Linked DNA regions of Homo sapiens: region 2 is linked to region 1. Evidence: read pairs that join two places in POLR2A ChIA-PET (ENCODE). Cell type or tissue: PC-9. All regions are shown on one strand. Each heading gives the region's core, and the rest is flanking DNA. Links, peaks and the distances in the headings are about the cores only.

The links. ChIA-PET counts read pairs that join two places held together with the same protein. Peaks named below come from ENCODE experiments on the same cell type or tissue, not always from the same donor. Only the 100,000 strongest peaks of a DNase experiment are listed, where the experiment ranks them.
Region 2: POLR2A ChIA-PET joins it to region 1 with 14 read pairs; 4 of 35 experiments call an interaction of 5 or more read pairs at or near these places.

The regions. Positions count from the first base shown.
Region 1 is chr1:244,766,444-244,783,214 of GRCh38, reverse strand. LOC107985372 (a long non-coding RNA gene) reads left to right here. Exons shown (of 5, transcript XR_001738568.1): 2 at 4,370-4,466; 3 at 8,043-8,176; 4 at 10,651-10,876; 5 at 11,703-11,950. Among named protein-coding and RNA genes, the nearest start is that of C1orf202, 44 kb to the right of the region's middle. In PC-9, for the core only: no CTCF peak of the experiment used is centred there; a DNase peak (open chromatin) is centred at 4,704.
Region 2 is chr1:244,595,228-244,603,227 of GRCh38, reverse strand. All of the region lies in intron 17 of CATSPERE (catsper channel auxiliary subunit epsilon), which reads right to left. It also overlaps the pseudogene CYCSP5. Among named protein-coding and RNA genes, the nearest start is that of DESI2, 54 kb to the left of the region's middle. RefSeq lists an enhancer at 2,991-3,200. In PC-9, for the core only: no CTCF peak of the experiment used is centred there; a DNase peak (open chromatin) is centred at 3,127; H3K4me3 peaks cover 1,388 bases; H3K27ac peaks cover 1,515 bases.

The DNA of each region.
Region 1 (16,771 bases), core at 4,427-12,426:
ATGGCAGTGACCCAAACAGAAAAAACCCCCACTCCCAATGGCATTTTAGAGGGGGGACAGACAATTAACAAGGTTAGTAAGTACAGCATATGTTATTTACTTGTTTATTTATTTAGAGGCAAAATCTTGCTCTGTTGCCCAGGCTGGAGTGCAATGGCATGATCTCGGCTCACTGCAACCTCCACCTCCCAGGTTCAAGTGATTCTCTTGCCTCAGCCTCCCAAATAGTTGGGATTACAGGCACCTGCCACCATGCCTGGCTAATTTTTGTATTTTTAGTAGAGACGGGATTTCACCATGTTGGCTAGGCCGGTCTTGAACTCCTGACCTGAAGTGATCTGTGTCTTGGCCTCCCAAAGTGCTAGGATTACAAGTGTGAGCCATTGCACCCAGCCACATATAGTATGTTTGATGGCAGTAGTGCTAAGGAGAAAAAAATAGCAGGCAGGGTGAGTAGGAAAAGCTGGAGAAGGGTGAGCCTTTTTAGAGCAGCCTGTCTGGGGTCAGAGCAGCCCAGGCAGACAGAGTGGAAAGGACCAGCCCTAAAGCCTGGCGTGTGCTCAAGGGGGTCAGTGTGGCTGCAGCACAGGGGATGGGGGTCAGCAGGGAAGAGCGCGGAGAGATAAGAGGCAGAGTCAGCTAGGGGCTGCAGGCCCACGCTAAGGTCTACAGCTTTTCTCTAACTGAAAATGCATTTAGAGAAGGCTTTTAAGGAGGGGAGTGACAGAATTGAATCAGATCTTTCTGAAAACTGCTGAGAGTAGGTTGCAACGGGGTGAAGACAGAGCCGTGGGGCCTGTTAGGACACTACTGAAGTAACCCAGGTGAGGAATGATGGTGGCAGTGGGGGAGATGGAAAGGAATTGGGTTTGGATGTATTTTGAAGGTATTGCCAACAAGACTTCCTAATGAGCTGGCTGTGTGGGGTGAGAGAATGCAAACTGAGGAATGTCTTTGGTCTGAGCAACTAGAAGAATAAAGTTGCCTTGAACTGAAATGGGGAGACTGCCAAAAGGCTGGCTGAGTGGAGAACTGGGAGCTCTGTGAGGCTGGAGATGCCCATCGTCTAATGGCAGTGGGTAGGTGGGTGTGGAGCTCAGGGGAAAGGGTCTTCCTGATGATAAAAATTAGAGAATCAGGCTGGGAGCAGTGGCTCATGCCTGTAATCCCAGCACTTTGGGAGGTCGAGGCAGGCAAATCACTTGAGGTCAGGAGTTCGAGACCAGCCTGGCCAACATGGTGAAACCCCATCTCTACAAAAATACAAAAATTAGCCGGGCATGGTGGCAGGTGCCTGTAATCCCAGCTACTTGGGCCACTTGGCAGGCTGAGGCAGGAGAATCACTTGAACCTGGGAGGCGGAGGTTGCAGTGAGCTGAGATCATGCCACTGCACTCCAGCTTGGGCGACAGAGTGAGACTCCATCTCCAAAAAAAATTAGAGAATCATCGTTATATCCATCATATCCATCTACACCTATCAGATATGCAGTATTTAAAGCCATAAGACAAGCTGAGATTTCCTCAGCATTGAGTATAGGTATGCAAGAGAACGTCCGAGGATTGAGCCCTGGAGCACACTGACAGTTAGAGGTCAAGGATAGGAAAAAGACAAACAAGGCCGGGCGCGGCGGCTCATGCCTGTAATCCCAGCACTTTAGTCAAGGATAGGAGGATAGGAAAAAAACCAACAAGGCCAGGCGCGGCGGCTCACACTTGTAATCCCAGCACTTTAGTCAAGGATAGGAAAAAGAACCAACAAGGCCGGGCGCGGCAGCTCACGCCTGTAATCCTAGCACTTTAGGAGGCTGAGGTGGGGGGATGGCTTGAGGCCAGCTTGGGCAACATATCGAGACCTCATCTCTATTAAACATTTAAAAATTAGCCAGGTGTGGTGGTGGGCACCTGTGGTCCCAGCTACTCGGGAGGCCGAAGTGGGAGGATCACTTTAGCCTGGGAGGTCAAGGCTGCAGTGAGCTTTGATTGGGCCACTGCTCTCCATCCTGGGTGACAAGGCAAGATCTTGTCTCAAAACCACCACCACCACCACCAACAAAACCAACAAAAGTGCTTGAGAGACGGTGTCTAGAAAGGCAGGAGGAGAACCAGGAGTGGGCAGCATCCTGGAAACCGAGAGAAGAAGGCGGTTCAAGGAGGAGACAGCGTCAGTTGCATGTCATGTCACCAACGGGTCAAGCAAGAAGAGGGCCGACAGGTGACCATGGAATTCACCAGTGACCTGAACACTGATTTAGTGGCATGGTGGGGGCAAAAGTCCAGCTGTGGTGAATTCGAGTGAGGACCGGAGGAGAGAAATCAGAGGCAGAGAGAAGAAGAGTGTCCTCCATTCTTTCAAGGAGTTTTGTTGTGAAAGAAGGTAGAGAAGTGGAGTGGAAGCTGGAGGGGGAAGTGAAGTGAAGAGAGCTGTTTTTTCTTTTCTTCTTAAGATGGGAGAAATACAGTATGTTTATGAGCTGATGGGATTAATTCAATCGAGAAGGAAAATGCGGAGGTGCAGGAGAGAGAAGACAGAGCGGCAGGAGAGATGTCCGCGAGTGGGCCGCAGGGGCTGGGATCCCATCCCACGGAGGGGCAGGTGGGGGCAGGGCAGCTCACCCACGCCGCGGGGAGAAGGCTGAGTGCTCAGACACAGACACGGGGGGTGGGTGGGCGCGCTGGTGAGAGCACGTAGGAGCTCTTTTCTGGTGGCTGCGATGTTCTTGGTGGCATAGGAAGCAAAGTTGCTGAGAGGGAGGAGGGGGAGGAGGTGTTGAAGGTGTAGAGAGAGAGGAGAAGGTATGAAATCATCACCTGGGAGAGTGGGAGAGAGGAGACGAGAGAAGTGTGATACGTTTGTGGAGCATCAGTCAGGGCCCACTGGATTTTGTCAGCAATGCAAAGGGTGAACAGAGGCTGACTGAGTTTGTTCTCCAGCCATGGGGCGATGCAGGCCCAGAGCGGCTGGAGAGTTCCATTTAACCAGGGGTGTGATTTCATCAGAGAGAACCTCAAAGCGAGAAAGAGGTGAAGAAGTCGGAGGGTATAAGCAGATGAATGACCGTCATGATTGGATCAGGAGGGAGGGGAGGACGTGGGGGCTGGGGGACAGTGAGAAGGTGGTGAGGTCTCTATAGGGCAGGACTGTAGGTCTTGGTGGCTCACAGGATTGCTGGAATTGGGGGGCCGAGGGAGTAAGCTGGACAGATAGAGGACATGGTCAGGAGTGGTTGGAGAGCGGGTGTAGGCGCTGTAGGTCTGGATAATGATGAGGTTAAGGGTATGACTCTGGGTGGCTGAGAACAGAGGGGTGGAGGTTCTGGGCCTGGGCAGCCTCAGGCTACACTGACTGGTGCTTCTGTGGGCACTTCGGTCCTCCTGGAGAGCCTCTATGAGCGTCATGCTCTCTGTGTGTAGGTGCCAGCAGCTTTGCTTGGGGAAGGGACCCCACAGGTGCCATTGGGGCATAAAGGACAAGAAAGACAGATGAGAGAGAGGGGAGAGGGGCAAAACAAACAATCTGGTTTACATTGAGCACCCCATTTATAATTCCCCTGCTTCACTGTGTCTTCCATTCTGTAACCACAGGCCATCGATGGCTGGTTCTTGAGTGAACGAGTCATCTACTCCATGAGACATTTTGTGTGAGTGTGCAGCCCTGAAGCACAACCAGGCTGGAAGCCCGGCCCCACTGCAGGACCCTATGCCTAGAAAACGAGCTTTCCCTTTCCTTGAATTGAGTTCGCTGGGTTTGTTTCATGCTAGTAACTTGTGGGTGGGGAGCCAAGAGGGTGTGTCCTGTCCCAGGATAGGCAGCTGAGGAGGGTGTGTTTTGGGGGGCAGGATAGATAGGTTTAACCCCGCTGGCCACCACCCCATTAGAGCAGCTGAGGTGAGCTTCTCGTGTCTGCTGGAATCCTCAGTTTGCCTGGGTGTCCTCCAAAGCTATCCCTCCCTGGGGACCTGCAGACCTGGGCAGCTCCTAACTCCACCTGGGAGTCAGCCATGCTGTCTCCTGCATGGTACAAACATCTCTGTAAGTGACTGTGCTCTTTGCCATAAAAGAAAGTCTAGTGCTCTCACTGTGTTAGCATTTGACCACCCACCCTCCATCTTCCTGCTGTGATAACCATGCGGGGTGGTGTCCACCAAGCTGAAGAGGGATTTGATTTACTTGACTTGATATCAAGAGGCACTGTACTTTGGGAAGTCACTTACCTCTCTTGGGCCTAGGTTTCCCGATCTGTAGAAATGAGTAATAATTTATGTTTTTCTATAAAGCTGCTAAGAAGCTCAAATGAGATATTTATGAAAGTGCTTTGTAAACTGTACGCTGTAAAAACAAGTTACCTGTTATTGTCTTATCTTTGTAGAAATAACAGCAAATAAGTACAAGAAAGATGAGAGCGAGAGAGAGAGAGACCGTGAGCGCAAGAATTACACCCGGTATGGAAGACGACTCTAAATAATGTAAGTCTTAGAGGAGCCAGCCATCCTAGAGCAGATTCCCATAAAAATCAAACCAGGAAAAAATAAAGAAGAGAAGTTAAAGTTCATTGCTGGAAAACCATGTTTTTCTTTGAGCCCCTGTGGGAGGAGGTTATTATTTTAGTGCAGGAAGAGGACTATAATTCAGTTCTCCCAATCAGAGCCTTCTGATGCGTTACCATGATTCACAGGCTATGACTCACACATTAGAATTCTCACTAGTACATTACCAATAGTTTATATTCCTTAAAAAGGAGGTAAGATGAAGAAGAGCGATTACATAATTGTTTTTATTTCAGCTTATACCTTGGGTTTATCTGACATGAAATTTCACAAAGAGGAAGTTTCTCTCCACTTGCAAAGAAAAAAAAACTCATTACTTTATTCAGAAATCACATTTCCAAAATGCTTGTTAACCTCAGTACTTTTGCTGTCACACTTGGTAAACTACTGTGAAGGAAATTAATTTCTTTTGTTATTATTATTATTTTATTTGAGACAGAGTCTTGCTCTGTTGCCCAGGCTGGAGTGCAGTGGCACAATCTCTGCTCACTGCAACCTCCACCTCCCAGGTTCAAGTGATTCTCCTGTCTCAGCCTCCCAAGTAGCTGGGATTACAGGCGCCTGCCACCACGCTTGGCTAATTTTTTGTATTTTTAGTAGAGACAGGGTTTCACTATGTAGGCCAGGCCGGTCTTGAACTCCTGACCTTGTGATCCACCTGCCTTGGCCTCCCAAAGTGTTGGGATTACAGGTGTGAGCCACCGTGCCCAGCTGTTATTATTTTTTTTTTTAAGAAACTGGGTCTTACTCTGTCACCTAGGCTGGAGTGCAGTGTTGTGATCGTAGCTCACTGTAACCTCAAACTCCCAGGCTCAAGCAATCCTCCTGCCTTAGCCTCCTGAGTAGCTGGGACTGCAGGCACACACCACCCCAGCTGGCTGATTTATTTATTTATTTAGATTTTTGTGGAGACAGAGGTGTCGCTTTGTTGCCCAGGCTGGTCTTGAACTCTTGGCTTCAAGCAATCCTCTTGCCTCAGCCTCCAAAAGCGCTGGGATTACAGGGGTAAGCCACTGCACCTGGCCAGAAATTAATTTTTTTTTTCTTTTTTTTTTTTGAGATGGAGTCTTGCTCTGTTGCCCAGGCTGGAGTGCAGTGGCACGCAATCTCGGCTCACTGCAACCTCCACCTCTCAGGTTCAAGCGATTCTCCTGCTTCAGCCTCCCGAGTAGCTGAACTTACAGGCACGCGCCACCATACCCAGCTAATTTTTGTATTTTTAGTAGAGACAGCATTTCACCATGTTGGCCAGGCTAGCCTCAAGTGATCCACCCGCATGGTACTCCCTAAGTGCTGGGATTATAGGCGTGAGTCACCACTCCTGGTTCAGAAATTAATTTTTCTAAGGTCAGCAATACAAATAAATCAGTGTGAAACACCCTAACCCATAAGATTTCTTCACTATCAATAGCCATTCTAAAACACATTTATTAGATATTTTTGAATTATGTTATTGTGAATTATATTTTTCAAAATTAAAAAAATCCACCAGTTCATCAAAACACAAGTAAATACTCTCTTTTCTACCACCCACTCATGTCCATCAAAAAGATCAATCAAATCTAATATAAACATCAAGCCAGATACACCAAAGTTATTAGAATGGCTGGGTGTGGTGGCTTATGCCTGTGCTTTGGGAGGCTGAGGTGGGAGGATCACTTGAGCCCAGGAATTTGAGACAAGCCTGGGCAACAGAGCAAGACCCCATCTCTACAAAATACACAAAAATTAGCTGGGCATGGTGGTGCATGCCTGTGGTCCCAGATACTCAGGAGGCTGAGGTAGGAGGATCACTTGAGACTGAGAGGTCGAGGCTGCAGTGAGCTATAATTGTGCCATTGCACTCCAGCCTGGGCAACAGAGCAATGAACATTTTATTTATTCCATTTCATTGATGTCAAGCTCACATAATCACAAATATTCTAATCTGGGAGATTCAAAACCTGTTGATGATCTGAACGTTGTCTAGATTCTATTTAAATGTCTCCTGCGGGCTGTAAAGCTACACACTTCCCGTGGAATAAAGACGTTTACGTGCTTTTTGAGTTAAACCACTTTGACTGCATTAGGCCAGGTCTACACTGACTTCACAGGATATTGAAATGATGATGATGATGAATGTTTATTACTTACCTGAGTAACTAAAGTGGTTTAGGCACTTTGCATGTATGTTTTTTATTTATTTATTTATGTTTTTGAGACATAGTCTCACTCTGTCGCTCAGGCTAGAGTGCCGTGGTGCAAACCCAGCTCACTGCCACCTCAACCTCCTGGGCTAAAGCAATCTTCCCACCTTACGCTCCCAAGTAGCTGAGACTACTGGTGCGCACCACCACGCCCAGCTAATTTTTTTTTTTTTTTTTTTTTTTTTTTTTGAGACAAAGTCTCGCTCTGTTGCCCAGGCTGAAGTGCAGTGGCACGATCTCGGCTCACTGTAACCTCCACCTCTCAGGTTCCAGCGATTCTCCTGCCTCAGCCTCCCAAGTAGCTGGGATTACAGGTATGCGCCATCATGTCTGCTAATTTTTGTATTTTTTAGTAGAGATGGGGTTTCACCATATTGGCCAGGCTGGTCTCAAACTCCTGACTTCATGATCTGCCCACCTCGGCCTCCCACAGTGCTGGGATTACAGGCGTGAGCCATCACACATGGCCCCGGCTAATTTTTTATTAGTAATTTTTTGTAGAGATTGTGTCTCACTATGTTGCCTAGGCTGGTTTTGAAATCCTGGGCTCAAGAAATCCTTTCGCCTTAGCCTTCCAAAGTGCAGATTACAGTCATGAGCTACCATGCCCAGCCTCATATACACATTTTAATTCATCCCTCAATACTGAGTTTGAGAAAACAGCCTCAAAGAGGTTAAATCATCTACCAATGGTTACTCAGCAAGTGGGTGGCTGAGCCGGAATCCTAAACCATGTCAATCTTTTCCCATCATATGACACAATGCCTAAATAAACGTTCTACCAAATGAAAGGCGAAGCTCAATGTGAAGAATTTTAACAAGGCACTGGATTCAGATCAAAATTTTAATTTGGAGCCCAAATCATTTAGATCAGTTCTCTGCCTTGGCTAACCTAATCGGTGGATCTCTACTTCAATGGGTGCCAGAGGATTGGGTCTCAACGAATATGCACTTGAAAAAACTAGAAGGAAAAAAAGTCCTTTGGGCAACATGTCTTCAAAAAAATCAACCAAAACTCCCTTTGGGGCTGTGGTTTTCCCACAGAATCAGAGAGGAATCAGGTCTTATATCAGTTTCTTGCTGCCCAGAAATTTCAAAGCAACAATGTTCAGAAGGAGACTCTGAGAAAGCACGACAGCAACAAAAATGGAAGGAACCAATGGCTGCAAGGTTCTTGCATGATGTGACCTCGGCTAGGTCATCTTTTCCTAGATCGATAGGTTTGGCACCTGCTGTGATTGGACTGGGCTCCTGTGCTTTTGGCAATAAGGGTCCCATAGCCAGAACTCACTGTTGTCCTTCCTTTCAGGAACTTCTCTTGAGGCAAAAGAGATGCCCCTCGAACTAACTGAGCTTTAACTTAATGGAACCCAGACAGGAGCTGCATGATCCAACTTCCTATCCAGGGATTCTGAGAGGCTGAACAATTCTAGCCAAGAAAACGTAAGCTTGTTGGAAGGAATTTATAGCAGTGTTATCTCCTAAGACATTCCACATGCCCACTCCCATCACCCCAGTAAAATATGTTGAATTGCCGGGTATGGTGGCTCATGCCTGTAATCCCAGCACTTTGGGAGGCTGAGGCAGGCAGATTGCTTGAGGCCACAAGTTTGAGACCAGCCTGGGAAACAGAGAAACCCGTCTGCCGAGACCAGCTTGGTTGTGGATACCCTAACCCAGTGGCACTAGAGGAATTAAAGACACACACACAGAAATATAGGGTGTGGAGTGGGAAATCAGGGGTCTCACAGCCTCCAGAGCTGAGAGCCCCAAACAGAGATTTACCCACATATTTATTGACAGCAAGCCAGTGATAAGCATTGTTTCTATAGATTATAGATTAACTAAAAGTATTCCTTAATGGAAACAAAGGGATGGGCTGAAACGAAGGGATGGGTCTGGCTAGTTATCTGCAGCAGGAGCATGTCCTTAAGGCACAGATCACTCATGCTATTGTTTGTGGCTTAAGAAGGCCTTTAAGCGGTTTTCTGCCCTGGGTGGGCCGGGTGTTCCTTGCCCTCATTCCGGTAAACCCATAACCTTCAGCATGGGCGTCATGGCCATCAAGAATATGTCACAGTGCTGCAGAGATTTTGTTTATGCCCAGTTTTGGGGCCAGTTTATGGCCAGATTTGGGGGCCTGTTCCTAACACCCATCTCTACTAAAATTACAAAAATTAGCCAGGCATTGTAGTACACACCTGTAATCCCAGATACTTGGGAGGCTGAGGCAGGAGAGTCACTTGAACTCAGGAGGTGGAGGTTGCAGTGAGCCGAGATCGCACCACTGCACTCCAGCCTGGGTGACAGAGCAAGACTCTGTCTCAATAAACAAACAAACAAACAAATAAATAATGTTGAATTGAAGCATAGTATACATTGAGAAAAGGGCATAAATCCCTAGTGGATAGCTCCATAAATTTTCACAAGGTGAACATACCTGTATAACCAACATCAAATCAGGAAATAAGACATTACCAATAACCAGAAGCCATTCAAGCCCCTTCTCTTTCTCTCCAGAGCAGACACTCTCCTGACTTTGTTACAGAATATATTAATTTTGCCTGAGTTTATATTTTATATAATTGGAATTCAATGTTGTACCTTGTGATGGTTAATTTTATGTGTCAATTTGACTGGGCCACAGGGAGCCCAGACATTTGGTTAAACCTTATTCCGTGTGTCTGTAAGGGTGTTTGTGGATGTGATTGACATTTGAATTGGTGGACTGAATAAAGCAGATTGCCCTTCCCAATGTTGGTGGGCCTCATCCAATCAGCTGAAGGCCTAAATATAACAAAAGGCTACTCCTCCCAAGAGTCAAAAAATTCCTCCTGCCTGATTGACTGTTTGTCCTGCCTTTGGACTCAGACTAAAACATCAGCTCTTCCTGGGTCTTGAGCCTACCAAACATTGGATCAAATCTTCATCATTGGCTGGGTATGGTGGCTCATGCCTGTAATCTCAGCACTTTGAGAGGCTGAGGCGGGTGGATCACCTGAGTTCATGAGTTCAAGACCAGCCTGGCCAACATGGTGAAACCCCATCTCTACTAAAAATACAAAAATTAGCCGGGTGTGGTGGCATATGCCTGTAGTCCCAGCTACTTGGGAGGCTGAGGCAGGAGAATCTCAGCCTCAGGAGGCGGAGGTTGCGGTGAGCTGAGATCATGCCACTGCACTCCAGCCTGGGCGACAGAGCGAGACTCTGTCTCAAAAAAACCCCCCAAAAACCAAAAACAAAAAACTTCACTAACAACTCTCCTGAGTCTCCAGCTTGCCAGCTGCAGATCTTGGGACTTCTTGACCTCCATAATTGTGTGAGCCAATTCCTTATAAAAAATCTCTTTATACATCTATTACTATGGTTTGAATATTTGTCCCCTTCTGAAACTTACATTGAAATTTAACCCCCAATGTGGCAGTATTGAGAAGTGGGGACTTTAAGAGGTGATTGGGTCATGAGAACTCTGCCTTCATGAATGGATTAGCCAGGCGTGGTGGTGGGTGCCTGTAGTCCCAGCTACTTGGGAGGCTGAGGCAGGAGAATTGCTTGAACCCAGGAGGCGGAGGTTGCAGTGAGCCGAGATCGCACCACTGCACTCCAGCCTGGGCGACAAGAGCAAAACTTTGTCTCAAAAATAAATAAATACAAATAAAAAAATAAATTACCCAGTTTTAGGTATTCTGTTCTAAGCAACAAAAAAATGGACTGAAACATCTATACCTATATCCATTCCCTATTAGTTCTGTTTCTCTGGAGAACACTAATACATACCCTGCTTGCTTTTACATTTTTACTTAATGTAATGAACAAAGTCTGCATTTATTAACAGACTTGAACTGAGCACCTACAGTATCTGGAGTACTTACCAAGCATCTGTCATGTCTTATAAATGAAATGTTTATTTTCTCCAGGATTATAATATTGATGAAATCAAAGCATCTAGAAGACCGTGCATTCCATTTTTAATCTAGCTGAGATGGCATAATTCATACCTCCTCAAATTTGGACAATTATAAATGACTCAACCAGCGAGTGCCAAATTCCACCTACACCCTGAGTATACCTGAAGCAACCACCGAAACCCAAGCTAATCGCCAGATGTATGCTCACTGAGTGGGTAACTTACCTAACCTTGAGGTGAGCTAAGAACCAAACACACTCACAGTTTAAAAAGAATGTTTTGGAAGTGGATTTTATTTTATTTATTTTTAGTTTTAGTTTTTTTGAGATGGAGTCTCACTCTGTCACCCAGGCTGGAGCTCAATGGCGTGGTCTCGGCTCACTGCAACCTTCACCTCCTGAGTTCAAGCGATTTTCCTGCCTCAGCCTCCTGAGTAGCTAGGACTACAGGCGCATGCTACCACACCTGGCTAATTTTTGTATTTTCAGTAGAGACTAGGTTTTACTATGTTGGCCAAGCTGGTCTCGAACTCCTGACCTCATGATTTGCCAGCTTCTGCCTCCCAGAGTGCTGGGATTACAAGCATGAGCCACCACACCCAGCCTGAAGTGGATTTTATGAATAAAGACTTTGTGGCTACCTGTTATCCTACAGAGTCTGATGTGGCCTTCACTTTAATACTTCCTCAAATAGATAGTAGTGAGATGGAAGAGGCAGGAGAAATATACATCTGGGGTCAGTGAGCCACCACACGCATTTCCATGATAATTCTCCATACTGGCCAATTGATCAATCATATATTGGAATATAATCCAAATGCTAGTCAAGGCCTCCGTGTCCATCTGGCTCCTGTTTGCATCTATCTCAAAACCTCACATTACCCTCCATAGAAATCTTGGCCCCTTCACTGGTTTCCACCAGAAATCCACCTAGACAGCTGTTTTTTGAGTTTTAATAGAATTTTACTCAGGGTTTGGGGGTACAGGCATCTCATTTTAATACAATGTACAGCATCCCTGTCTCATTTCTTATTCTCTTTTTGCTTTTCCTTTTTCTCACAAGCTCCATAAAGTACTCTCCTGATCTTCTGGCGAATAATTCAGCAAACGTCTTTCGTTGCTTGAGAATGCCCTGGGAGGCCTCCTTCTTATCCTCAGTAAGCTTGTCAGCATGTTTCTTCCAAGCACATATAGCACTTCCCCAGAGAGATCTAACAAAATAAAAAGTTTCCTCTTCTCATTATAACTTGAGTGATAACATGATTTCTATTGCTCAGCGTTAGTCTAGGCCCAGGGAGATATATAGGAGAATAGAAGATGATTCCTATCCTCAAGGCATTTAGAGTCCATGGAGAGATAATTACTAAGCATGAAATAGTTGGAAAATGCTTCAGTACCAGGCTATGTGGTAATGTCCATGCACTGGGCATTGAGAATAGTGCCAGGTCAGCTCAGCTCAGCCAGGGGAAAACCATCTTCAGGTGGGTGTGTGGGATGGGTTGAATTTGGTTTGGCTGCGTGGTGGGAGGAGAACAGTTCCGGGTAAGGGCACAGCATCAACAAAGTCATGAGTGTGGCAAGAAGGAGTGTGAGTGTGAGTACTGATGAGAAATAAACCTGGTTGAGAGAATGGAGTGAAATTATGAAGGGCCCTGAAAGCCAGACAGAGACGTGGACTGTGGGACCAGTGATAATGGAGATTCCCCAGCAAGTTCCTTGAGCAGAAAGTGACACACAGAAAAAATTGTCTGACAGCTGCGTACAGGATAAACTGGAGGGGAAAAGGGAGACCATCTGTTACAACCAAGCACTCAGACTGACATGTGGGTGTTTGGGATTAGGAGGGAAATGGGAAGGGAGATTGAAAGGTGAATCTGCTGGCCGGGCGTGGTGGCTCATGCCTATAATCCCAGCACTTTGGGAGGCGGAGGTGGGTGGATCACCTGAGGTCAGGAGTTCGAGACCAGCCTGACCAACATGGAGAAACCCTGTCTCTACTAAAAATACAAAAATTAGCCGGGCGTGGTGGTGCATGCCTGTAATCCCAGCTACTTAGGAGGCTGAGGCAGGAGAATCACTTCAATCCGGGAGGTCCACCTTATTGGTTGCAGTGAGCCAAGATCGCACCATTGCCCTCCAGCCTGGGCAACAAGAGCAAAACTTTATTTCAAAAAAAAAAAAAAAAAGGTGAATGCAAAAAACTTAAGCTTCACTGATCTGTAATTGGTCACAGGAATAAAGGAAAGGGGGAATGACTTGAGGGAGGCAGCCCCTCTCTGGATTCCAAGCCCTGCTTGGGATCAGAGGGCAGTGGCAGGAGGTGAAGGCTAAAGGTGCTTTTTAGTCTGGATGTTTGCGTTTCCCTCTGCATCCCTCCCTTCCTCTCCCGCTGTCATTCTCTCATCTTCTGTGTTCATTCTTACCGGGACATCTATACATGCCTCCCAGGTACAGCCCCCTGAGGTTCTGCTTAGCGAGGGATGAAGGGCTACCAATGACCCAGCAATAAATAGTAAGTGAATTTGTCTTGCATCGTGCCTGCAGGGGAATCTTTTCTAAGTTATTTAGAACCTTGAATTGTTCACTCTAAGGAAGGGCTTCTTAACCTGAGGACTATGGATAGATTGCAAGAGATCCATGGAGTTAGATAGGAAATTTACTAACCTTGAACTGAAATTGAGCATTATTATAAATCCAGGCAACAAACCACAGTAGCATTATCAGTCCCAGTGACTTGGTCACCATCAATGGAAATCACAGACATTTTTATATCATGTTACGGTTGTTTCAGAGAGCATGAACTATCTTCTGCACTTATTACTACTTTGCAATTTTAACAGTGAAACGAGACCTCCCACTTTATCTTGTTATTGAATGTGGTAATTTCTCACAAATATATGATTGATCAGAAATTTTAAAAATACTTTGGCCAGGTGAGGTGGCTCACATCTGTAATCCCAGCACATTGGGAGGGCAAGGTGGGAGGATCACTTGAGGCCAGGAGTTTGAGACCAGACTGAACAACACAGTGAGATCCCATTTCTACAAGAACTGAAAAGATTAGCTGGGTGTGATGGCACATGCCTGTAATCCTAGCTACTTGGGAGGCTGAGGTGGAAGGACTGCTGAAGCGATGATTGCACCACTGCACTCCAGCCTGGACAAGAGTGAGACCCTGTCTCAAAAAAAGAAAAAAAAAAGAAGGAAGGAAGGAAGGAAAAGAAAGGAGGAAAGAAAACGGGAAGGAGGCAGAGCAAGACGGCTGAATAGAAGCCTCCCAATTGTCCTCCCCACAGGAACGTCAAATTTGACAACTATCTACACACACACACACACACACACACACACACACACACACACACACACCCCTTCATAAGAATCAAAAATAAGGTGAGCAATCACAGTACCTGGTTTTAACTTCACATTGCTGAAGGAGATACTGAAGAGGGTAGGAAAGATAGTCTTGAACTGCTGACTCCACCCCTCCCCAATCTCCTAACAGTGGCCGTGAGGCACAAAAAGAGAACCTGTGTGCTTGGGGGAGGGAGAGCGCAGTGACTGGGGGACTTTGCATTGGAACTCAGTGCTGCCCCATCACAACACAAAGTAAAATCAGGCACAACTCAGCCAGCAACGGAGGCAGCATTTAGATCAGCCCTAGCCACAGGGGACTTGCCCATCCCAATGGTGGAAAGCCGACTTTTGGCAAATCTCGCCACCATGGGCTAAAGTGCTCTAGGATCCTAAATAAATGTGAAAGGCAGTCTAGGCCACAAGGACTACAACTCCTAGGCAAGTCCTAGTGCTGTGCTGGGCTTGGAACCAGTGGACTTGGGGGCACATGGCCTACAGAGACACAAGCCTGGGCAGCTAAGGGAGAGCTTGTGCCACTTATCCCCCGACCTCAGGCAGCACAGTTCACAGCTCTGAAAGAGACTTCTTCCTCCTGCTTGAGGAGAGGAGAGGGAACTTGGAAACCAGCTCAGCCACAGTAGCACAGGGCACAAGGTAGAGTCATGAGGCCTCCATTCCAGGCCCTAGCTCCTGGACTACATTTCTAGACATACCCTGGGCCAGAAGGGAAACTGCTGCCTTGATGGGAAGGACACAGTCCTGGCAGAATGCATCACCTGCTGACTAAGGAGCCCTTAGACCCTGAATAATCAGCAGCAATACCCAGGGAGTATGTCATGGGCCTTGGGTGAGATTCTGAGACGTGCTGGCTTCAGGCATGACCCAGCACATTTCTAACTGTGGTGGCTATAAAGAGGGACTACTTTTGCTTGAGAAAAGGAGAGGGAAGGGTAAAGGGGACTTTGTCAAAACCAGGCAGAACTCAGCCTAGGTATAATCTCAGCCACAGTGGGGTGTAGCACCAAGTGGGCTCTTGGGGCCCCTAATTCTAGGCCTTGGCATTTGGATGGCATTGCTGGATCTACCCTAGGCCAGAGGGGAGCCCACTTCCATGAAGGATGAGTCCTAGGCCTGGCAGCATTCACTACCAGCTGACTGAAGAGCCCTAGGCTTTAAGTGAGCATTGGTGGTAGCCAGGCTGTACTCCCCCTGGGTCCACGGTGGTGGTGGCCATGAGGAGAGAATCCTCTGCCTGTGGAGAGGGGAGAGAAGACTGGGAAGGACTTTGTCTTGTAGTTCGAGTGCCAGCACAGCTACAATAGGATAGAACACCAGGTAGGTTCCTAAAGTTTCTGACTCCAGGTCCTGGCTCCCAGATAGCATCTCTGGACCCACCTAGCACCTGGGGGAACTTGCCGCTCTGAAGGGAAGAGCACAAGCCTGGCTTCACCACCCACTGACTGTAGAGCCTTAGGGCCTTGAGCAAACACAGGTCGTAGCCAGGCGGTGGTTATAGCAGGCCACGGGTGGGACCCAGAGCTGCGCTGGCTTCAGGTCTGACCTGGTGCAGTCACAGTAGTGGTGGCCACAGGGGTGCTTGTGTCACCACTTCCCCAGCTCCAGGCAGCTCAGCACAGAGAGAGACTCTGTTTGTTTGGGAGAAAGGTAAGGAAAGAGAACAAGAGTCTCTGCATGGTAATCTAGATAATTCTTCCAGATCTTATATTCAGTACCACCAAGGCAGTACCTCTAAGAGTCTGTGGTTACCTCTAAGAGTAACCACAGTGTTACTGGGCTTGGGGGGCCCCTAAGGCAGATATGGCTGTAGTGACCAAAAGCTTAGATCACAACACTCAAGTCCCATCTGATATGCACAAAGCCTTCCTAAGAAGGACAGGTACAAACAAGCCCAGACAGTGAAGATTATAATAAATACTAACTCTTCAATGCCCAGATACCAATGAACATCCACAGGCATCACGACCCTGCAGGAAAACATGCCCTCACCAAATGAGCTACATAAGGAACCAGAGACCCATCCTGAAGAAGCAGAGATATTTGACTTTTTGGACACAGAATTCAAAACAGCTGTTTTGAGGAAACTCAAAGAAATTCAAGAGAACACAGAGAAGGGATTCAGAATTCTATCAGATAAATTTAACAAAGAATTGAAATAATTAAAAAGAATCAAGCAGAGATTCCGGACCGGAAAAATGCAACTGGCAAACTAAAGAATGCATTAGAGTCCTTTAATAGCAGAATTAATCAAGCAGAAGAAAGGATTAGTGAGCTCGAACACAGGCTATTTGAAAATATACAGACAGAGGAAACAAAAGAAAAAAAGACTGAAAAACAATGAAGCACACTTAAAAGGACCTAGAAAATACCTCTGAAAGGACAAGTCTAAGACTTATTGGCCTTAAAGAGGAGGCAGAGAGAGAGAGATGGGGTAGAAAGTTAATTCAAAGGGATAAAAACAGAGAACTTCCTAAACCTAGAGAAAGATATTGATATCCAAGTACAAGAAGGTTATAGAACACCAAAGAAGACGACCTCAAGGCATTGAATCATCAAACTCCCAAAGGTCAAGGAAAAAGAAAGGATCCTAAAAGCAGCAAGAGAAAAGAAACAAATAACATACAATGGAGCTCCAATACATCTGGCAGCAGACTTTTTAGTGGAAACCTTACAGGCCAGGAGAGAGTGGCATGATATATTTAAAGTGCTGAATAGGCTGGATGCAGTGGCTCACGCCTGTAATCCCAGCACTTGGGAGGC
Region 2 (8,000 bases), core at 1-8,000, 180 kb after region 1:
AGGGGGTCTGCGGAAGGTTAGCCAATTCCTAGAGATAGTAACCAACTCTTCCAGGAGCCCCTGCCTATGAAAGGGGGTTCTTTATTAGTAGCCCTGGGCTACTATCCTCCTACCCTCATCACCCCAGAGGCAGACACACTACAACCAGGGAGAGTCCCTAGTCCCCAGAGCCCCATTGAAATTATTCAAAGTAGCCAATTTCAAACATGCTTACCCTGCCTCTCCTATTCCTTCCCACAGAAACTGCAATAAGGCTCTGCCCACATTTCCCCCTCACTCCCTCTGCCTCCTGACTGACCCTGATGTTTCCATGTGTGGCCCCATGGAGCATGCCTTGCCCCCAGTTTCTAGGGATCTGTATGTATAATGCACTTCCTTCCTGATGGCCATTTCCGCGTCTGTATATCTTACCGTACCTGACTAAAGCGAATCCTCAGGACCCTTAAAACACCCAGAATATCTGTTCCTGAACTCCCTGCAGGGTAACAAAGAAATCCTGCCCCACTGTTTCCTCTAGGGCTGCTTCTGTGGCACTGAATTCTAGTTTGGGATTGGAGCGTGATAGACTCATCATCAAATGCTAGTAAGTGTGGGGCAAGCCCTGGGACTCTGAATCCAGCTGTGATGACTTGGGTTCCCAGCTAGATCACACTCCCAGGGCTGGCTTCCTTCTTATGAGTGTTGGACAGTCAGTCTATTGTCCTTTTATCGGTAAAACTCTGCCGAGCCTTGTACCTGAGCCATTCCCTATAACGTTAAGGCATTTATTGTAATCCAGAGACCTAGACTATGGGCTAATTTCCCGGTGGCCACCCCTGCCGCTGATTCTCAAAGCTTGATTGATTCAAGTCTGCCAGAGTCTCAGAGTGAGCAGCTAAATTCACCTCTGATGAATACCTGATCGGATACCTGGTTTTCAACTATGTATACTATAATTCAGTGGAACTGGACAATGGACCTTACCCATTTGTCCCTCTGTCGTTGACCTCTAGTATTCAGTTCATTATCTTAGGATAATTGGAAGTAAAAGGTTTTATCAAGTGATTCCTAGTAGCAGACAAATAAGTTATTTCTAGAAACAAGTGCTGCCACAAAAATCCCAAATAGTGCTGTTCCAGTAGACTACTCTCCCACCTCACCCTCTCCCATCCCCCACTTGTCCTCTCATCTGCCCCTTGACCTCATAGAGATTTCCAGTTCCCCAATTCCTCCTTCCTTCCCCTTCCCCTTCTTCTCCTTCCCTTTCTCCCCTTCTCCTCCTTCTCTCTCCTTCCTTCCTTCCGTTTCGCTCTGTTGCCCAGGCTAGAGTGCAGTGGTGCGATCTTGGCACACTGCAACCTCTGCCTCTTGGGTTCAAGCGATTCTCCTGCTTCAGGCTCCCAAGTAGCTGGGATTACAGGCGCCCACCACCCACGCCCGGCTAATTTCTATGTTTTTAGTAGAGACGGGGTTTCACCATGTTGGCCAGGCTGGTTTCGAACTCCTGACCTCAAGTGATCCGCCCACCTTGGCCTCCCGAAGTGCTGGGATTACAGGTGGAGCCACCGCGCCCGGCCCTCCCTGCTTTCTCACACAGCATTTCTCTCTTGCCTTCTCTTCGTTCCCTACTCAGCCCAGTCTCATGGCTAATCATCTGACCCCCAGTTATATTTATCCTATTTTTGCTGGTGAGAAATCTGTCAGTCTAGGTGACATTCCATTGTAGGTAATCTGTCTTATTTATATGACAGCGTATGTGATTTTCCCTTTTTCTTTACTGTTTTATGGCTTCATTCTGAGGTATCTGAGACTTCATGCCAATCCTCAACCTTCTGACTTGGGCCTTAAATTCTGAAAAGTTTTCATATTTTATTTCTTTTCATTGAATGTTGCCTCTCTTTTCAACGCATTTTCTGTAATTTCCCCTTCTGGAAAAAATTATTAAGCACATGTTGAAATTTGTCCTTCTGCTGAAATTGTTTCTTACCCTCTTTCTTATTTCTTTATCTGTTTACCTATTTGTATTGCATCCTGGTTAATTTCCACATCCCTCTTTTTTCAGTAATTCTCTCTCCACCTATATCTAATCTGGTTTGTAATTATGTCTAAAATTTTGAATTTAATGACTACATTTTCATGTCTAGAATTTCAAAATTTTTAAAATATGCCTACTTTCTTTTCATAGTCGTATTATTTCCTTATGATTTCTATTTTATTTTTCCTCTTTATTCATTTTTGAACACATTTTCTATATTATTCAGATTGTTCTGTTATTTTTAAGCATTTGCTTTGTGTGCTCATTTTTCAACTTATTTTATCTGCTGACTCGCCCTCATGGGGGTCCGTTTCCTTAAATGTTTGTAAATTTAGATGATCGATTCTTTGATGGTGGTGACTTTTCCAGTGAGGATCCTATATCTCTGGATTTGATGATCGATTCTTTGATGGTGGTGACTTTTCCAGTGAGGATCCTATATCTCTGGATTTGATGATCGATTCTTTGATGGTGGTGACTTTTCCAGTGAGGATCCTATATCTCTGGATTTGATCGATTCTTTGATGGTGGTGACTTTTCCAGTGAGGATCCTGTATCTCTGGATTTGCTTCTCCAGTTACCTTTGTTTCAAGGGGTTTGCTTAGGGGTTTCAAGGCTAGTTGATAGTTTTTAGCTTCATTTTTCATATGGCACTTTCTGTGACTAAACTCTATTCCTATTAGGTATAAGTTCAGATCCATAGGAGGCCTGAGGTGAACATTTTGGTGGACATCTCCCATTCTTATAGGAGGTATGTTTTTGCCTACAAATTCATGTAGGTTACAACCTTCCTTGTGACTGACCTGGGCATTAGCAGAGTTTTCTAGTCTCTCTCTCTCTCTTTTTTTTTTTTTTTGGACTAGGTAGCTCTTAATATATCCTGAATTTGTGAAAGAGCCTCTTGGCCTCACAGGGGCTTGAAAACCCAGCTTCCAATTTCTAGCTCCATTATCCTGGGCCAGTAGCCCTGGATCGCATAGGTAGGCTGAAAAGCATTGCTCTAACTTTCAGTTCTCTCTTCGCTTCTGAGAGTCCGCCTTCTTTCTTTCAAGCTTAGTTATGTACAAAGTATTTTTGTTATGTTTTATGCAGGATGACGTGTCTATCACGGGAGGGAGTCCCGTCACGTCCTAAGTTGAGGGAGTGACTCAACTTAGCTCAGTCTGCTATATTACTATAATCAGAATGACTCATTTCTAACCTTCCTTTCTTTATCCTCAAACTGTAAACATACTCATCTATCTTCCTCTTTAAAAAAATCCAGGTCATATTTTGTGTTTTTCTCTATAGGTAAATTCCTGTCTCTTTCTTCTATTTTCCAGCCCAAAGCTGAAAAACTGTAGACTATATTTTGCCTCTACTTGTAAACTTCTCATTGATTTTGCAAACCCCCTGCAGTCTGGCTTCTCTTCTCACCATTGTGTAGAAACTACTCTTACTTGAGGAACGGTAAGGAAGCCACTCGCTGCATCTGAGTGAGTGCAGTGAAGTTTAATGGGAGAAAGGTAACAGAGGCAGAAAATCAAATAGAACCTTGAAAGTCATTGTAAGGTCTTGGCTTTTACTCCATGATAAGGATTTCGAGCTTTGGAGCAATGTGCTTTGACTTTGTTTTCAAGGTTTTACCCTTGCTGCTATATGGAGGCAAGAGTGGAAGCAGAGAGAGCAACAAAAAGCCTGTTGTAATAATCCGGGTCAGTGGTGATGACTTGGGTCTGTAATAGCAGGCATTGACAAATAGATAGACCCAATAGGCTTTGTTAATGGATTTGATGTAGGGTGTATGAGAGAGAGAGGAGTCAGGGAGATTCCAAAGTTTTGGCCAGATGAGCAAGGATGGAGTTGCTACCACTTAAAATGGGGAAGGCTACTGGTGGAGCAGGTTTTGAGGGGAAGATCAGGAGTTCAGTTTTGGACAGGTTACGTTTGATATATCTATTGACATCTAAGTGCAAAAGTGATATATGTATTTAGCATCTCAGTGGAGGTGTCAGTCTGGGGTTCAGGAACTGTATCTGATTACATTTTATACACCACCTTGCAGTTAGATTTGAGCCATGGCAATAGGTTCTGGATAATGGGATGTGGGTCGAAACCACCTCTAGTTCTAAGCCTTTAAAACATCCCATACAATCCTCCAGTCTTTTTCCCAGACACGGCGGCAAACCAGGAGAGACCATGTCCGGACGATGTAGTTCTATATATCAGACTATGACATGGAGAGTTAGGCACTGGGATTTTAGGGTTTATTTATTACTGCAGCATAGCCTAAGCATACTTGACAGATACAAGGGGAGACGGTCAGGCTGTAGATGCAGTGTTGGGATATATCAATATATTGAGACATCCTGGCCCATGTGACTGGATGATGACATTCAAAGAGAAAGTTGAGATGGGGAAAAGAAAAGAAATCCCTGGGCCTCCGGGCATTCCAACACTAAGAGGTCAGGGAGATCTCAGAGAGCCAGATGTCAAGCTTCTGAGCGGGAACCTTTGTAGTGCGAGCAACAAAAGAGAGAATTAAATATGGGTGATGTTGAAAAAAGCAAAAGTGTTTTTGTTTAGAAGTGTGTCCAGTGCCACACCGTGGAAAAGGGAGGCAAGCATAAGACTGGGCCCAATCTCCATGGTCTCTGTGGGTGCAAGACAGGTGAGGTGGCTGGATTCTTGTACACAGACACCAAGAAGAACAAATGCATCATCTACGGAAGGAGCAATTGGAGAATCCCAAGTAGTACATCCCTGGAACAAAAATGATCTCCACTGGTGTTAAAAGGAAGGCAGAAAGAATTGGTCACTGCCTTATTTACTTAGAAACCAGAATTGTCTCATGATTTTACGTGTATTGTAGTGTCATTGATCTAATATACCAGGGTTCAGGTCATGTATGACTGGCAGAATATTTTTGTTGGGCAGCCCTGATAAGTAAGACTGGCTTCTGGTTAAATGAATATGATCAGTTTTTTTGAATTTTGACAGCAATTCGGACTCAGTAAATGCTATCCCTGTTTCCCCTTCTACAGATATGATTGAGCTTGATGAGAAACGTCCAACTTTTCACAAAGACGAGAATGCCATCCCCAAACCTACTGGAGACTGGTTTTTAATTTAGATGTGTGTAACTAGTTATATGAATATATTTTAATACTGGAAAAATTCTTGCACTGTCTCAGAACCAAGCAAGACTCACATGTTCTTTAAATTTGTGTTCATTTGCCTGTGAAAGGTAAGGGCTGAAGGTAAGAACGCAATGTTTATGTTTTTGGTCTTAACTCTGCCCAGCTAATTAGAATTCCCTGTATCTAAAATGCTGCCTTTTACTTATTGAAGGGCATTTTAATGGTTTATGTGTCGTATCAAATGAAAACACTTCTCACACTTATAGATGACACTTGTCACCTTTTAAAATCAGTGTGACAAGAAATAGTAGCAAGTTAAACTTTACTTTCAGACTCTTGACTAAGTTGGACTAAGTATTAACTTACGATTGTCATTAAACCGCTATTCAAAAACACAGAACTGTAGAATTACTGTGTGTGTGTGATTGGCAATGGTGCTTTGCCAACTTGTTAAAAGGATTAAAGTAGAGGAGCTATATACGAAATTATAAATTATAGGTGATCGTAAGACTTAAGAAAATTAAAAACAAAATCCCAGATCATGAAAAAAAAAAAAAAAAGAAATCAGGGAGGAACTAAGTAATTAAGGGGGTGCTACCAGCAAGGAAACAGAAAGAATAGGAGAATGAGCTATTCTGGAAGCCAGATGAAGAAAATATTTCAAGTAGGGGTAAATGATTAACCGTGTCAATTCTTGTTAATGAGATCAAGGAAGGTGGGACCTGAGCATTGACCATCGGTTTAGCTGAATGGAGGTCACTGATCATGTTGGCTGCCAGTGCCAATAGAGTGGTGAGCACAAAAACCAGGCTGAGGGCGATTTGGGAGAGAATGGGAGAAGAGTTGATGAGAGTGACCACAGAAGCTGAAGGGCTAGTAGGGTCAAGAGAGGGTTTTTCTGTGATTGTGTTTGTTAATTTTGTTTTGCTTTGGTTTTTGGTGGGAGAAAGACCTGTATATTTGTAGGATGAGTCAGTAGAGAGGGAAAAGTTGATGATACAGGAGAAAGAGGAGGACAGTTTCAGGAGCAATGTTCTTGATTAGGAAAACCGGTGGGGATCTAGCTTACAAATGGAGGGACAGGCCTTAGACAGATACACAGACAGTTCATCTATAGTGACAGGAAGGCAGACAGAGTTCCTGGTACAGTTGCTTGAGGATGGACAGGTATGGTGGTGGAAGTTTGTGGAGGATCCCTTCTAACTAATGTCACCTTGGAGTCATTCATGTTCCTCATTCTCTTACCCTTACCACTCACATCTATCAATTATCAAGCCCTGCCTATTACAATCACTCATTTTCTTTTTTTTTTTTTTTAAATTTTACTTTAGGTTCTGGGATACATGTACTGAACGTGCAGGTTTGTTACATAGGTATACATGTGCCATGGTGGTTTGCTGCGCCTATCAAGCCATCATCTAGGTTTTAAGCCCCGCATGCGTGAGGTATTTGTCCTAATCCTCTCCCTCCCCTTGCCCCCCACCCCAGACAGGCCCCGGTGTGTATAATCACTAATTTTCTTATACAGGATTCTTTTTCTTTGTCCTTGTTGCTATTTCAGTCATCTGTTTTTCTCTTCCTAGTGATGCAGGTGAACCCCACACTTGGGGCTCAGCTTGGGAGGTTTTTTGGCTTCACTCAGGAAAGAATTCAAGATTGAGCTGACAGTGAAAGAAAGCAAGTTTATTAGAGTGAAGCGTACAGCAGAATGGCTGCTCTGTAGACGGAGCAGGGCTATCGCATAGGCAGAGTAGCACTCATGGATTGCTGGCTAGCTATATTTATACCTACTCATAAATATATGCTAAATAAGGGGAGGGCTATTCAAGAATTTTCTAGAAGGGGGGAAGGGACTTTCTGGAACCATATATGAAAACTTCTGAGTTATTGCCATGGCATTTGTACTGTCATGGTGCCGGTGGGAATGTCTTATGCAAATGTATTATAATTCCAAGTGCTAGCTGGTTTTGGCCAGTTTCTTGGCTACATCCTGTTTTGATCGACAGGGTTGTGAAAACAAGTCCTGCTGATCTCCTACCTCACCAGGACTACCAATACAGTTGACTAGCTGGTCTCCCTACTTAGATTTGTTTCTCTGAAATTCATCCTCTACCCCTCTCCCAGAGAGAACTAGCTAAAGCAAATTTTTTTTTTTCTTTTTTGAGACGGAGTCTCGCTCTGTCGCCCAGGCTAGAGTGCAGTGGCGCCATCTCGGCTCACTGCAAGCTCCGCCTCCTGGGTTCACGCCATTCTCCTGCCTCAGCCTCCCCAGTAGCTGGGACTACAGGTGCCCGCCACCACGCCCGGCTAATTTTTTTTGTATTTTTAGTAGAGACAGGGTTTCACTGTGTTAGCCAGGATGGTCTTGATCTCCTGACCTCGTGATCCGCCCGCCTCGGCCTCCCAAAGTGCTGGGATTACAGGCGTGAGCCACTGTGCCCAGCCTAAAGCAAATATTTGATCATGCCACTCCACCGTAAGACTTGATAGAAGGCCTTCCGTGGTGTGGAATCCACCTAGCTAGCTTCCTGGCCTCTTCTCCTGAGACTTCATGACTAATTTTTGCCTCAACAATATCACACCGTTTGAACTATAAATTTTCTTCCTCCAACTGTCTGTTTTACTTGAAAGACTTACCCAGCAGAATTCAACATTACTCTCCCCACTTCTCTCCTTCCCTCCTCTGCCTCTAGCAAAATACTCATTATCCATAAGACTCAGTGACTTAGCTCAAATGCAAGTCTTCTGGAGCATTTCCCAGAGCCTCGCTCTCTTTATAGCTGGGTTGGAATCTTTTGAGTTTCAATACTATCCACCCACACTGCTCCATTCTGTCATTACACTCAGCATATCTGCGCATATGTTTA